Regions from separate parts of the Homo sapiens genome. Here region 2 is linked to region 1. A link is a contact called in ENCODE Hi-C or POLR2A ChIA-PET data. All regions are on one chromosome and are shown on one strand. Each heading gives the region's core, a stretch centred on a gene start or an enhancer-like site at or near the end of the contact. The rest is flanking DNA. Distances are from core to core; before and after follow the strand shown.

The links. Hi-C counts contacts between places; a loop is a spot of excess contacts on that map. ChIA-PET counts read pairs that join two places held with the same protein, here RNA polymerase II (POLR2A). Pooled maps may share reads with other maps.
Region 2: a pooled map of heart right ventricle shows a loop between it and region 1 (6-fold over the local background). The contact joins two enhancer-like sites. A Hi-C loop is called at or near these places in 6 of 50 pooled maps. POLR2A ChIA-PET finds 5 or more read pairs at or near these places in 3 of 52 experiments (AG04450, HEK293 and Panc1).

The regions. Positions count from the first base shown.
Region 1 is chr12:93,891,161-93,898,460 of GRCh38, reverse strand. LOC105369911 (a long non-coding RNA gene) reads left to right here. Exons shown (of 3, transcript NR_135017.1): 3 at 3,096-3,496. It also overlaps a transcript of CRADD not described here. Among named protein-coding and RNA genes, the nearest start is that of CRADD-AS1, 160 kb to the right of the region's middle. Within about 2 kb of position 3,805, at least 21 of the 41 ENCODE cell types and tissues checked have a DNase peak (open chromatin) inside an H3K27ac peak, as active enhancers do.
Region 2 is chr12:93,987,276-93,994,575 of GRCh38, reverse strand. The region is part of intron 2 of LOC105369912 (a long non-coding RNA gene); the gene reads left to right. Among named protein-coding and RNA genes, the nearest start is that of PLXNC1, 160 kb to the left of the region's middle. Within about 2 kb of position 3,380, at least 6 of the 41 ENCODE cell types and tissues checked have a DNase peak (open chromatin) inside an H3K27ac peak, as active enhancers do.

The DNA of each region.
Region 1 (7,300 bases), core at 2,556-5,055:
CCCAAAGTGCAGGGATTACAGGCGTGAGCCACCGCGCCCAGCCTGTTTTAGGCTACTATTACCTTCTTGCTTATCCAGTTGTTATCTGGACTAGGGTCTTAGCATGGGGCTAAGCTCCTCAGGGCTAGCTAGGTGCCTGGAATTTCCCTTAAAGGGACTCAAGGCTTTCCTTTATTTCCATGCTTGACCCTCTCCCACCAGTCCATCCCCTACAGGCCCCTAAGAGGAGGGTCCCTGCTTGTCTCCTCTTTTCAATTCCGTAGCGTCCATGGTGATGGCAGGTCCAACTACTACAGGCCCCTCCTTGGGAGGCCTCCTCTCTTACCACACCTACCCCCAGCCTACATAGTCTTCTCCCTTTGGGTTAAGCCAACCTGACCTCCCATCTGTGGGGATGGGAATAAGGGTGTTTATAATTCAAGGAACCTCGATTGTCTGCACACAGGCCTACGATGACTCTCCTCCTCAAACACATTGACCCTGAGGTGAAAGAAGCTGTTGAAGGGTTTTCTGAATCATCCACAACAAAACAATTTCAAAGAATTGTGGCAGCCAAATCCATTTTGTTGTTTAGATCCCAATTTTTCGAAAATCCTCAATCCATGAATGACAGCAACCTGTGGGGGAAGGCGGGGGGGGGTGGAGGTGGGAGGAGTAGGGAGGGCCCTTAGGTCCTGGAGTTGGACACAGCCTTAGATGTGGCTTCACCCTGTCAAAGAACAAAATTTTCACACATTGAATTTAAAGGTCCAGTTGGCTTTTATTATCGATTTGTGAATCAGGCAGCATCTTATCTATAAAATAGAAAAGGTGCTTTGAAGAACCAAGCAGATGGATGGGCAGAAAAGCCTGGGGATAGCAAGATCAAGAAACATGAAGTGGCTTGGTCATTTCAAAGTTACTTTCCTTAAAGGGTTTATACACAGGGGACTTCCCTCTCATGCCTGTGCAGGTGGATGGGGACCCTTTTGATACAGGAGCTAGAAAGAAATTAGGCAGTTAGTGAGGGTAAGAGAGTCCTCAGCAAGGTTACCCTTTTAATAAAAAGCAGCCCCCGAATCATTTCTTTTCTAACAAAGAGTGGCCTGAAAAGTTGAGCTGCAAACATAGATAAGCAAACTGGAAGCTTGCATGGATGAATGCTGGCAGCTATGCCAATAGGAAAAGGCTACCTGGGGACCAGGCATGTTCAGCATGGAGGCTCCATCTTCCCTTTTCTTTGTCACCACGTGTACAGTAAAGAAACAGGCAATATGGCACATATCTGCATAATAAAAGATTAGGGTGGGGTAGCCATCTTCTTCGCACGTTATGTAAATGACACACCTGGTCCAACCAACCTTTGGGCCCTATGTAAATCAGACACTGCCTCCTCAAGATCATCTATAAAACCCTGTGCATTTCACCATGGAACCGGAAGACCTACTCGAGAATCCCCCTCTCTGCAGGAGAGAGACCTATTCTCTTTCTTTCGCCTGTTAAACTCACTCTGTGTGTGTCTGCATCCTCGATTTCTTTGGCATGAGGCAGTGAACCTCAGGTATCACCCCAGATGAATGACACCACTTCACTTTCAGTTGGTTGCTGTAAATCTCCTGATTTTTGGAAAACTGGCCCGTTTTAAAGTTCAGTTTGAGCACATGTCAGGTAGCACAAGTGACACTATTCTGGTTTGCTTTGGTCTGTTGGAGCCCAGTGGAAGGACTCTGTCCAAAGCAATGGCCTCCTATAAATTTTATTTAACAACCTGAGCCTGGGGTAATAGTGACCCAGATAATGGTACTGTGGCTTAGAGAGTCATTTCTCCCTAGTGGTCACTGTGTGTTTTACCAGACAGAACAAAGAGCTGCAGATCCAGGAACAGTGGTTAGCCAACTCAACAGCATTTCCCAGGGAGATGGCTCTCTGTGTAACAGTCATAATTTATCAAACATTTTTGGTCCTTCAGAAACATTCCTGTTTTCTTCTCTCTCCTCAGCACTTCCTGTTTCTCTTTCATTTGGAACTTTTTCTCCTTCGCTATGCCCATCTCCTTTTCTTCCTGGTATTTCTCTCGCTTTCCCTCTTCATTGCTAATCTCCTTCTTCTTCTCTTAACTGGTATCGTCTTTCATATGTATTGAATATGTGTCAGTGTTCCCTGTTATCAGTTTAAAAACTAGATCAATTTATACCCCAAATGGAGTGAACAGATTGAACAAAACACCTGATGCCCATTAAATCTGAATTTCAGATAAATAATAATAATATTTGGAATACAATTATACAAAAAATATTATTGCTTACCTGAAATTTAAATTTAACTGGGCATCCTGTATTGTATTCTCACAGCCCTGCCTCCACCTATAGCTCAGTGTGGGCTTCAAATCTTGTTTGTCCTGAGAGTCAGTGGCTCTTGCAAATAAAACCAGGTCCCACGAATTTTTTATGATGAACCTGGTAACTGTCTTACACTTTTTTTTTGAGACAGGGTCTTGCTGTAAACCCAGGCTGGAGTGCAGTGGCACTATCATGGCTCACTGCAGCCTCAGTCTCCTGGGCTCAAGGAATCCTCCCACACAGCCTCCCAAGTAGCTGGGATTATAGGTGTGCACCACCACACCTGGCTAATTTTTAGATTTTTTGTAGAGGTGAGGTTTTGCCATGTTGCCCAGGCTGGTCTTGAACTTTTGGGCTCAAGCAATCCTCTCACTTGGGCCTCCTGAAGTGCTGGGATTACAGGAGTGAGCCACCATGTCCAGCAGTCTCTTATAATTTAAAAAATGTGATCAATCAACATTTCCTGAACACCCCAAATTGCAGAGAGTTTTTGGTCTCTTGCTTTTATGTGACACCTACATCTTCCAGGAGCTTGTTTTTAAAGGCAGCTGGCCTTCTTGAGGCACTCTTAAGCCCTGCCATCACTGTGCCATCCCAGAAATTGGAGAAAGCTCAGGGTGCAGATTCCCAGGGTGGCTGAATTCAAACCGCAATGTCAGGCCCCTGTTAGGGAAGTTAAGGGAAAGTTAATTCTGTGGGAAGTGGGGAGGGGAGGAGTAGAAATTATAAGCTTTTCTTTCAATATGACATCTTTGCCTTGTATTTCCTGTACCTCAGGAATGACCGAAGGATTGGGGAAGAAAATACTCCCCCTGCTGATGCTCCTTTGGTTCTACTTGGGAGTGAAGCTCACAAGAGGAGGGACTGCAATAAACGTTCCCCAGATGATGCAGAGGTCTCTCTCTGCTGACAGTTAATACCTTGCCTCCAAGCCTGAATCGCCTTCCTGTCTGCGGGGTGTCTGAACGAACACAGCAAGATGTGCAGGTCACTGAGTTAGAAGAAGTCGGCAGGGCCTAAGGCCTTCTGCAAGGTGTGACTCTCTCCCTCCATACTGAGAACATTTTGAAGTGACTTCAGAGGCTGCAGGGCTTGGGAAGTCCCATGAGAACCGCTCCCCTTTCCCAAGGCACCGACATGGCCTGTAGCCAGGCATTGCTGTTTCTCAGCAGACTGATCCAGGCCAGGCTTTCTGCTCTCCCTGCTGGAGGACCGCCATCCTTATTGAATGTATTTCCAAGAAAGCAGTTGACGGGCTTGGCTGTGCTATTTCTGGAAATGTTCAATAGGCCATCTTCTGGCAGGGACCGCTGCTGATGGATGGGTCTGAAGGGGAGACCGAGTGCTCAGCGCCATCTCGGCCCCGGCCTATTCCCAGGTGTCTCTGAGCAACAGCCGTCCCCAAATACCACGGGCCGGCAGCTGGCGGGGGCTGTGGGCCTCTGTGGAACTTGCTTCCTCCCTGGCAGGGAAGCTGCCAGCAGGCCTACTGCTAAATGAAGACAGGCGCCCTGTGACTATAAATTACAAAACACATCAGCTCCGGCTGATGCACCGCATGTCCCGCAGTCAGTTCTGCAGGGGACACTTGGCCACTGCCAAAGGGCATTCCAGACAGTGGCTTTAACTCTTGTGGCAGCCACAGGAGAGAGGCCAAGCCTGTTGCTGGGCAGAGGAGCTCTTGGCAACTCCCAGAGGTTGCAATTGCTCTGGACTGCTGAGCTCTGTATAGACCAGGGCTTCTCACCCTCTGCACCATTGACATTTTGGACAACATACTTCTTTGTTAGGGGCCATCTGAGCATTGTAGGTTTAGCAGCATCTCTGTTATCTACTCACTAGATGCCAACATAATCCCCTGCCCCCCGCCCACCCACACACATACACAGAATTGTGACAACCAAAAACGCCTCCAGACATTGTCAAATGTCCCCTGGAAGGCAAAATCGCCCTTGATTGAGAACCACTGGTGTAGAGGAAAGAGGGTAGGGTCTGGGGTGATGGCAGAGAGAGGAAGATGCCAGTTCAGAATCTCCAGGTGAGCTGTGAAGCCAGGCAAGTAACAGAATCCTTTGGCCTCAGTTTCCTCATCTCTAAAATGAGAAGAAAGAGAAGGTCAAATCAAGGGAGTATGGCGATCAGCTGAGCTAATGTGTGTGGTGCACTTTGAGATGTATTTAAGCTCTAGGTCAAACAACGTAGGAATAGATGATCTAGTGCTTATTTTTTTTTTTTTCTTTTTTGAGATGGAGTCTTGCTCTGTCGCCCAGGCTGGAGTGCAGTGGTGTGGTTCACTGCTACCTCTGCCTCCCAGGTTCAGGTGATTCTCCTGCCTCAGCCTCCAGAGTAGCTCGGATTACAGGCACATGCTACCGCGCCTGGCTAATTTTTGTATTGTTAGTAGAGACAGGATTTCATCATGTTGGCCAGGCTGGTCCTGAACTCCTGACCTCAGGTGATCGGCCCATCTCAGCCTCCCAAAGTGTTGGGATTACAGGCATGAGCCACTGCGCCCAGCCTAGTGCTTAAATTTAAAGAACATGGCTCCCTTTGAAGAATTTAGCCGAGTATTTATAAAATTCCCCGTGACTCTTAAATTAAAACAAACAAATGCTTTAGAAAGCTTTTCTCTTTATTTTTTTTCTTCTGACTTCTAACAAGAATAAGTATGCCGTGTCTGCCTGAGGTTAATGTACATGATTTCCCCTAGTCTTCCTTGAAAGAGGCTTCAATTTTTTTTTTTTAAATCAACACCCTAGGAATTGTGTCCGTCCAATGAACAAACAGAAAGTAATGAGGGAAGGGAATGCCCCTCTATTTTATTCACAAAATTAGCATCCTTTTCTTTATAGTTAGTAACAAAAACTGGTAAGGAACCACCACAGCCCTATAGAAAGACACTGTTGCTTTAAATGAGCTTTGCTGTTATATAATTCTCTGGCTGATTTCACCCCTCCAGCTTTCAAGGAACTGTAAAGAAATCTCTAAAGGCTAATATTTCTCCTGTTCACACTGGCAGAAAAACACAAAGGAAACTGGTAACCTGAGCTCCCTGGAAGGTAAAAAAGGAAGAGCCGAGTCCTGGAGGACAGGGCTACATGTGTCCCTTCCCGTCTTGGGGACCTTGTCAAGCACCAGGCGGCTGCAGCCCTTCTTTACAGCACAGCCTGTGTTCTTTCGGAAGAGCCAAGGCCACATTTGCTTTGGGAAACAAGACACTGTGATTAATCAAGGAAAACAAAAACAGCTTCGTTTTCCATAATGGGCCCATGGAAAGGCTTTTCTAGGAAAAACCTTGATCAAGCTGTTCCTTCTATTTCCCTAGTGGCCAACAGGGCTGGAGGGGGAGCACGGGAGAGCAGATGGGGTGAGCAAGAAGGTATCCATGAAAGTTTATTCCCGAATGATCCCTTCCAGAAACAAGGCTTCATTATGTTCACTTGCCCAAAGCACTGAGAGCGCCCACCAGCTAACAGCAAGGGCCCCCCTTCCAAGGCCAGGCATCACTGTCCTGGCACCCAACGTGCCCACCCACTCCTACTAGATCATTCCAGTCAGACAGGGTTCCTTGAAGGGAGATTAGGGGAGTGACACTCCGAACCAAACAAAGGAACAAAGAAGGGTCAGAAAAGGCAGGCAGACTCGGCACTGTGGTAAAACGCTCTCACATGCTTACGTCACAGTTGCAATCACAACGTAATCCTTACACTGGTACAGACAGGCGCAGGGCTGGGATCGGGGTGAGATCAGTGGGGGCACTGCCTGTGGTGCAAAATTTAGGGGCACCAAATAAACGCAATAATCAAATAATATTTTAATGCAATATTTTTAAGTGAAAATTGGTGTCAAAAATCCAGGATGAACAAAATATCAAAATATTGAAATTTAAAATCAAGATCCAGTTTCACAGACATTGGGTGTACCTGCCGATCAGCACACACTTGACTTTGGCTTTGCAGGGCCTCCTTGAAGGAGCTCGGTAAAGCAGCGTGAGCAAAGAAGCCCTGGATTTGGAGACAGAAGAGCAGGGGTCTTTGTGCACAACGTATATCTCCCACCTCTCTGAGCTCTGTTCTCCTTTGCAAAGTGGGCTTAATACTCACCTGTCTATCTCACAGGGTTTGTTGGGACCAAATGAGATCTTGTTCATGGGAGCATTTGATAAACCATAATCTATGACATCCTTGAAATGGATAACAGAAAGTATAACCATAATACTGGTAATTACAGTAGTGGGTAAAACAGGATATTCTTGGAAAGGGAAGGGAAGAAGTGGCAGGAGAGAGGACAAGGAGGTCGGGGGGAGTAAGGGACAGGCAGTGTGGTGAGAAGTGCGAGGAGCCCAGATTCTGAAATCTGACCGGCATTCAAGTCTCAGCTCAGCTATGACAGCTTACTGAACCTCAGCCTGTTCTCCAACCTCTCTGAGCCTCAGTTTTCTCAGTCTTAAAATGGGGATAATAATAGATTGACCATGAAGTAATACGTGCATAGCACCTAGTGTGGTCTGCAAACAGCTGGGTGTTAACCCCTTCCATCACACACACACATAAGTGTGTACATGCACACCTCCCTGCATACCCCAGTCCCCATCCCAGAGTAAACAAAAAGAATCAAACTCTGTAAAATATTTGAAGAGATTTATTCCCTTTTTTTGACACGGAGTGTCGCTCTGTCACCCAGGCTGGAGTGCAGTGACACAATCTCGGCTCACTGCAACCTCTGCCTCCAGGGTTCAAGTGATTCTTGTGCTTCAGCCTCTCAAGTAGCTGGGATTACAGGTATGTGCCACCATGCCCGGCTAATTTTTGTGTTTTTAGTAGAGATGGGGTTGCCACGTTGGCCAGGCTGGTCTCGAACTCCTGGCCTCAAGCAATCTGCCTGTCTCGGCCTCCCAAAGTGCTGGGATTCCAGGCGTGAGCCACCACACACGCCATTGAAAAGATTTATTCTGAGCCAAATATGAGAGAGGCCTGTGACAC
Region 2 (7,300 bases), core at 2,131-4,630, 97 kb before region 1:
ACATCTCAACCCATTACACACATCTATACACTCTTAACTGAGATACAAGTTCAATAAAACAATATGTATTGTTATTACATATGATATCCTCTGATATTTACTTTGCCTTCCCTTGCATTCCCCTGCCTTCCCTTGTATTTTTTTTGTTTTTGTTGTTTGTTTTTTTGAGACAGGGTCTCATTCTGTTGCCCAGGCTGGAGTGCAGTGGTGCAATCTCGGCTCACTGCAAACTCTGCCTCCCGGGTTCAAGCGATTCTGGTGCCTCAGCCTCCCAAGTAGCTGGGATTACAGGTGTGTACCACCACTCCTGGCTGATTTTTAAAAATATTTTTAGTAGAGATGGGGTTTCACCATGTTGGCCAGGCTATTTTCAAACTCCTGACCTCAGATGATCAGGCCCGCCTTGGCCTCCCAAAGTGCTGGGATTAAAGGTGTGAGCTATCACACCTGGCCTCTGCTCCTATAGTTTTAAAGATACTGATTGTGACCCACCAAGTTCATCCCATAACTTACTAATGAATTGCAACCTGCAGATTGAAACTCTTTTTCATTCCAGTCAGTATAGCTCCTTCCAACTGCTATGGCCACCCCAGCATAAGCACCATGCTGTTCCCACCTTCTGAAGCAAACCCAGGGCAGCCCCAGATCTGCTGCCCTACCTTGTCCTTCTGTTTGTCCTTCCCTCCTCACCTCTCACAGCCACTCCCTCTCAGCCACTTTCCCCCATCTCGCTTTCACTTGATCTCTCAATTTTTGAGAGATAGAACAAAAAGCCATTTCCCAAAATATGGTAAGCATACCTGTCCTGGGGCCAAGACGATTTTAGGGACACAGAGATGAACTTATTCTCCTTTTGCTAGTTACAACCCTCTTTTTTCCAGTTGTCTTCTATACGTAACAAGTGATGCTGGTTTTCTCTTTAGAAGAAGAAAAAGTAATTGTAGCTAAAGTTTATTGAATACTTGCCATATGTCGGGCACTATTTTCAGAACTTTACATATGTAAACTTGTTTAACCTCCACAACAATCCTATGAAGCCGTTGCTAATATTATTATCACCATTTCACAGATGAAAAAATCCCAGAGGCACAGGGAGGTTAGGAATTTGCCTGAGATCACACAGCTGGTAAGTGGAGGGACCAGGAAGTCTAGCACCTTAGAAGAAAGTCAACTCTAGAAACAGCATTGAGTCAAACTCTCATTCTACCACTTTCTAACTGTGTGAACTTAGGCGAGTTATTCAGCCCACCTGTGCCTCAGTTTTCAAATCTCTGCCTCAGTTTCCTCACTGAATCTAACACATCATCAATTTATATATCACTAAAAAAGATTTAAAAGTATAAATTTAATCATGACTGGCTGGGTGCGGTGACTTATGCCTGTAATCCCAGCATTTTGGGAAGCTGAAGCAGCAGAATCACTTGAGGCCAGGAGTTTAAAACCAGACTGGAAAACATAGCAAGACCCTGTCTCTTAAAAAAAAATTTAACCATGACTTACAGGCTTTCTTATCAATTATTCATCCTGATAACAGAGAATGTTAAAATATAAAAAAAAGAACATCTTAGAATCAATGAAATATAATAATACTACATTGTAGGATTATCAAGAAGAGTACATGGATCTAGCATTTATTATGGTGCCTGGTACGCGGGAAGTTCTTCATCCATGTTAGCTCTTCTGGTTGTTACAATGGTTGTGCCTATTTGAGAGGGGAAAGAGTTGCGGCACAGAGAGAGTACATTCTCAGGTTGCCCTGGTAGGAAACTGGTGGTCCCCAGATCTAGCTGAGGTCTGTAACTCTCTTGCTGGCTGGGGCTGCCTGTCTCCAAGTCGGGTGAGGCCTGGCTTGTGTCTGAACACCAGACCAGTGGGCTTTCATTTTGCTTTATGTGCCTTCACCAAGAAGGTGGGTGTGGTGGCTCACGCCTGTAATCCTAGCACTTTGGGAGGCCGAGGCACGTGGTTAGCCTGAGCCTGGGAGTTCGAGACCAGCCTGGGCAACATGGTGAAACCCCGTCTCTACTAAAAATACAAAACTAGCCAGGCGTGGTGGTGTGTGCCTGTAATCCCAGCTACTCAGGAGGTAGCTGAATCGCTTGAATCTGGGAGGCGGAGAGTGCAGTGAGCCAAGATTGTGCCACTGCACTCTGTTTCAAATAAAAAAAAAGATCTATTGAGCCCATTTGCCTCAGGACCTTCCAGGTCTTTGTCATTCCTGTTTCCAGAGTCCTGAAGGTCATAACCATGGCCCACATTCCCCCCATTCCCAGGGGAGTGTCTAGACTTTCTGACTCAAGACAAATTACCAAATGTATAAATGCCCATTCCGCTTAATGACTTTACTTCCACTTTTCACAGACTCTCAGATGTGGCTAGAAATAGTCCCAAACCCTGCAATCTTTCATAGAGCTGAGCTAAATTAAGTGGGTAGTGTTCCTCCAGAATTCCTCTCCCAAGCACTTAACACTGATGTACGTCCCTCCCTACTTTGCTCACAGAACAGATGTTTGAAGAAACGTCACTTGACTGTGAAGAAGGAAAAAATGTTACTAAAATGTGGATTTCCACACCCACCCCCATACATAAGTTCTTGGATCTACTGCTGATGCACTCTTTATGCATATTTATTCAACACACGTACTCCTCCACACATGCACACACATATATGCAATGGACTCCCTACCCTCACCATTCACATGAACATTGTCACAAGGATTTTCTAACTTATATTTTTAATATTTTTGCTCCATAACCACGGCTTTGAGCTAATTGTTTCACATTTTCTTAATGTACACCAGAAATGGCATTTACATCTCAGTCTAGCAGCAGGTTCACTGGCAGGCAAGGCAAAAAGCACAAATTTAAATTTGGTCATAGCTAGACGGCAGAGCCACAGACCCCTGCTTAATTTCTGGTGTCCTTGGCCGGCTGCCTGAGAAGGAACTCTGTCCGCTGGGAACTCAGGCATTGGATGTAATAAGCACTGACTTCCACATTATAAGACTAAAGCTTTGTCGTACAGAGAGCACTAGGTCTTAGGCGATGACTTAGTGCCTTAGATTCCCATATTAGCACAAAGGTTAAACCTGATACTATTAATTGCAACCTTTCCAGATAATTATTTTCTCCTTTACCCTGTTGGGACCGCTTGTGTTCTCCGAGAAAACTCCCTGGGGTGAGCTTTCCTTACTTGCCACCTTCTTTTGTCTTCAGGGAGAGTGAAAACGAGGCATGGTGCAGCTCGGATCAAGCGTTTGCTGTCTCCTGCCTTTTTACCATGGCGACACGACACACCGAGCGCACTTTGAGAGCGAGAACTGTCCTCTAGAGGGAGAGACAGGAACACACACTGGAGGCTGAATGTTGTCTGTATCATCCCCAGTAGTTCTGAATTGTCATACTTTGCGGGAGGACCCTGGCTGGGGGCCTGCATTTTTTTCTCTGTGACTGAATCCTCTCTTGCTGGCTCTGTCACAGTCAGCCACCCTTCGCTGTTGACTGGTCCTCATACATCCATGAGAGCCTTGGGAAGGGACACACTCTTTCCTTGGCTCTTCCCTCTAAACGGCAACACAGGCCCTCCAGCTCCCAGACCAAATGGCTAATGCTGGGGCTGAAAAAACTGTACACCAAAATGAAGGCCTCAGAGCAGCCACGGAAGCAAAAGTTTTTCTCTGATCTTCTCCCGCCCTCCCCTGCAACCCAAGCCTAGCCATAAAAACTAGAATCCCTCTTCCCCCAAGGCGAGGCATAGAAACCAGAACCCCTTTTCCTGAAAGCCAGCCAAAACACCTAAAAATATTCCATACAAAAACGGGCCAGAAATAAATGATCTGACCTACCTTGTTTGACTGTAGGTCAGAAGACACCCATTGCAGAGAGCCCCCATTCCAGAGAGGGTAAAAGTCCCCATACCCAGAAGGAAGGAAAGCTACACAGGGAGACCAAGAAGAACCTGAACAGACAGGCCTTGTGGAGTCTCCCTGCTCAGTCTATTCACAGTAGATCAGACCCTTTTTGTCCAATCATATTTCTACGTGGCTGTCCATACCTTGTTGAACCTAAGCATAAAAATGGACAATTTTCCTTGTTTCTTTGGGTCTTCATTCTGAAGCCTCCCATGTATACATGTGAAATAAATGTGTGTGCCTTTTCTCCTATTCATCAATCTGCTTCATGTTAGTGATCTTACAACAAACCTTTAGGGGACCAAGGGCCTCAGCCCCCACACTAATCTTAGAATCATAGGTTGAGGCTGGCTCCCACCCAACCACCAACTGACATCTCTGAGGCCAGGGTGAGCTTACTCTTCAACACCAGGAATCATCAGGCTTCTCCATTTCATGCAGGAGAGACCCAAAGCCCTCTCCCAAGCCCAGGAAAAGGGAATGATTTGTTTTCCTCTTCACATCTTGTAAAACTGAAACTCTATACTCATTAAACACCAACTCTCCATTTCCGTCTCCTCCAGTCCCTGGCATGCATCATTCTACTTTCTGTCTATGTGGTTTTGACTACACTTATACCTCATATAAGTGGAATTATACAACATTTATCTTTTTGTGACTGGTTTATTTCACTTAACATAATGTCCTCATATGTTGTAGCATGTCAGATTTTCTTTTCTAAGACTGAATAATGTTCTATTGCATGTATACGCCATATTTTGCTTATCCGTATGTTGATGGACACTTACCAAAGACACGTTTTTTCATTGAATTATTTTCAGCTTCAGAATTCTAAAGATCCAGTCTATCCCAGGAAACTCCATTTCATATGTATTTTTCAATGATTAACCAATACTTGTTTAAAACTTGCAATTTTTACTGAATATATAACCTGTATCTGTCCTTTATCATCTGACATTTTTCTACTATGTAATTTTCGTGAACTGTTTAGTGTCCCATTGTGGCCTATCAGCCAGAATGGTCTGGGTTAAGCTGTAGTAACAAATAACCCCAAAATCTCAGTGACATAAAACAATTTTTAATTTCTTGCCCACTCTATGTGTCAATTGCAGATCAGTTAGGGATCGGCTCTGTGACATAATGTTCTCACTCCAGGACCCAGGTAGAAGAAAAACTGACCATGGGAAAAAAAATTATACATTGGCTCTTTTTTTTTTTTTTAATTATACTTTAAGTTTTAGGGTACGTGTGCACATTGTGCAGGTTAGTTACATATGTATACACGTGCCATGCTGGTGCGCTGCACCCACTAACTCATCATCTAGCATTAGGTATATCTCCCAGTGCTATCCCTCCCCCCTCCCCCCACCCCACCACAGTCCCCAGAGTGTGATATTCCCCTTCCTGTGTCCATGTGATCTCATTGTTCAATTCCCACCTATGAGTGAGAATATGCAGTGTTTGGTTTTTTGTTCTTGCGATAGTTTACTGAGAATGATGATTTCCAATTTCATCCATGTCCCTACAAAGGACATGAACTCATCATTTTTTATGGCTGCATAGTATTCCATGGTGTGTATGTGCCAAATTTTCTTAATCCAGTCTATCATTGTTGGACATTTGGGTTGGTTCCAAGTCTTTGCTATTGTGAATAGTGCCGCAATAAACATACGTGTGCATGTGTCTTTATAGCAGCATGATTTATAGTCCTTTGGGTATATACCCAGTAATGGGATGGCTGGGTCAAATGGTATTTCTAGTTCTAGATCCCTGAGGAATCGCCACGCTGACTTCCACAATGGTTGAACTAGTTTACAGTCCCACCAACAGCATAAAAGTGTTCCTATTTCTCCACATCCTTTCCAGCACCTGTTGTTTCCTGACTTTTTAATGATTGCCATTCTAACTGGTGTGAGATGGTATCTCATTGTGGTTTTGATTTGCATTTCTCTGATGGCCAGTGATGATGAGCATTTTTTCATGTGTTTTTTGGCTGCATAAATGTCTTCTTTTGAGAAATGTCTGTTCATGTCCTTTGCCCACTTTTTGATGGGGTTGTTTGTTTTTTTCTTGTAAATTTGTTTGAGTTCATTGTAGATTCTGGATATTAGCCCTTTGTCAGATGAGTAGGTTGCGAAAATTTTCTCCCATTTTGTAGGTTGCCTGTTCACTCTGATGGTAGTTTCTTTTGCTGTGCAGAAGCTCTTTAGTTTAATTAGATCCCATTTGTCAATTTTGTCTTTTGTTGCCATTGCTTTTGGTGTTTTGGACATGAGGTCCTTGCCCGTGCCTATGTCCTGAATGGTAAAGCCTAGGTTTTCTTCTAGGGTTTTTATGGTTTTAGGTCTAACGTTTAAGTCTTTAATCCATCTTGAATTGATTTTTGTATAAGGTGTAAGGAAGGGATCCAGTTTCAGCTTTCTACATATGGCTAGCCAGTTTTCCCAGCACCATTTATTAAATAGGGAATCCTTTCCCCATTGCTTGTTTTTCTCAGGTTTGTCAAAGATCAGATAGTTGTAGATATGTGGCATTATTTCTGAGGGCTCTGTTCTGTTCCATTGATCTATATCTCTGTTTTGGTACCAGTACCATGCTGTTTTGGTTACTGTAGCCTTGTAGTATAGTTTGAAGTCAGGTAGTGTGATGCCTCCAGCTTTGTTCTTTTGGCTTAGGATTGCCTTGGTGATACATTGGCTCTTAAAGTTTCTGCCTGGATGCCACATTGTATTTCCTTTCACATTTCCTTGGCTAAAGCTAGTCACATGGCCTCACTTAAGCTAAGGTGGGAAAGAAATGAAATCCTACTATGTGTCCAGCAGGAGAATTGGAAATATTTGGTGGACAGCACTAATGGTTACCATATATGAATGTAATATAATAAAGGATTCCCTATTTTAGGGCATCTAAGTTTTTTCCAATTTTTCCTTAAGCTGAGCAAATTTGTGGATATGTATTTTTTTAAGATGTCCATGGAAGTATACAGAATTTCAGGTGGAATGTTAGTAAAACCAGCCATTTATGTTGAAGTGGTGCAAATCTTAAACAAATTATAAGTCTCAAGCAATGATAATGATTTTGAGTCGTGGCATCCAGCATTGCTCCAAATACCAACAATCCAAAGTAAAACAGGCAAAAAAAAAGAGCCAGAATATTTAAATTTTCTTCTTAGATTGCCTAAAATCTGTTTATCTATTGTCTGTTTTTTTATTGTTAATAATGAATATTCTGTATCTTTATATAGGAAGATTCCCAATATTATCAGGTCCAACTAAAACTTTACCAGTTTGCAAATTATTCATCACCTGTTGCCCCCACTACTGAATCTAGTATGCAAGGTTTTGCATGCCAAACTGAGCACATGTGGCTTCGGGTGCTGTTTTCCAATC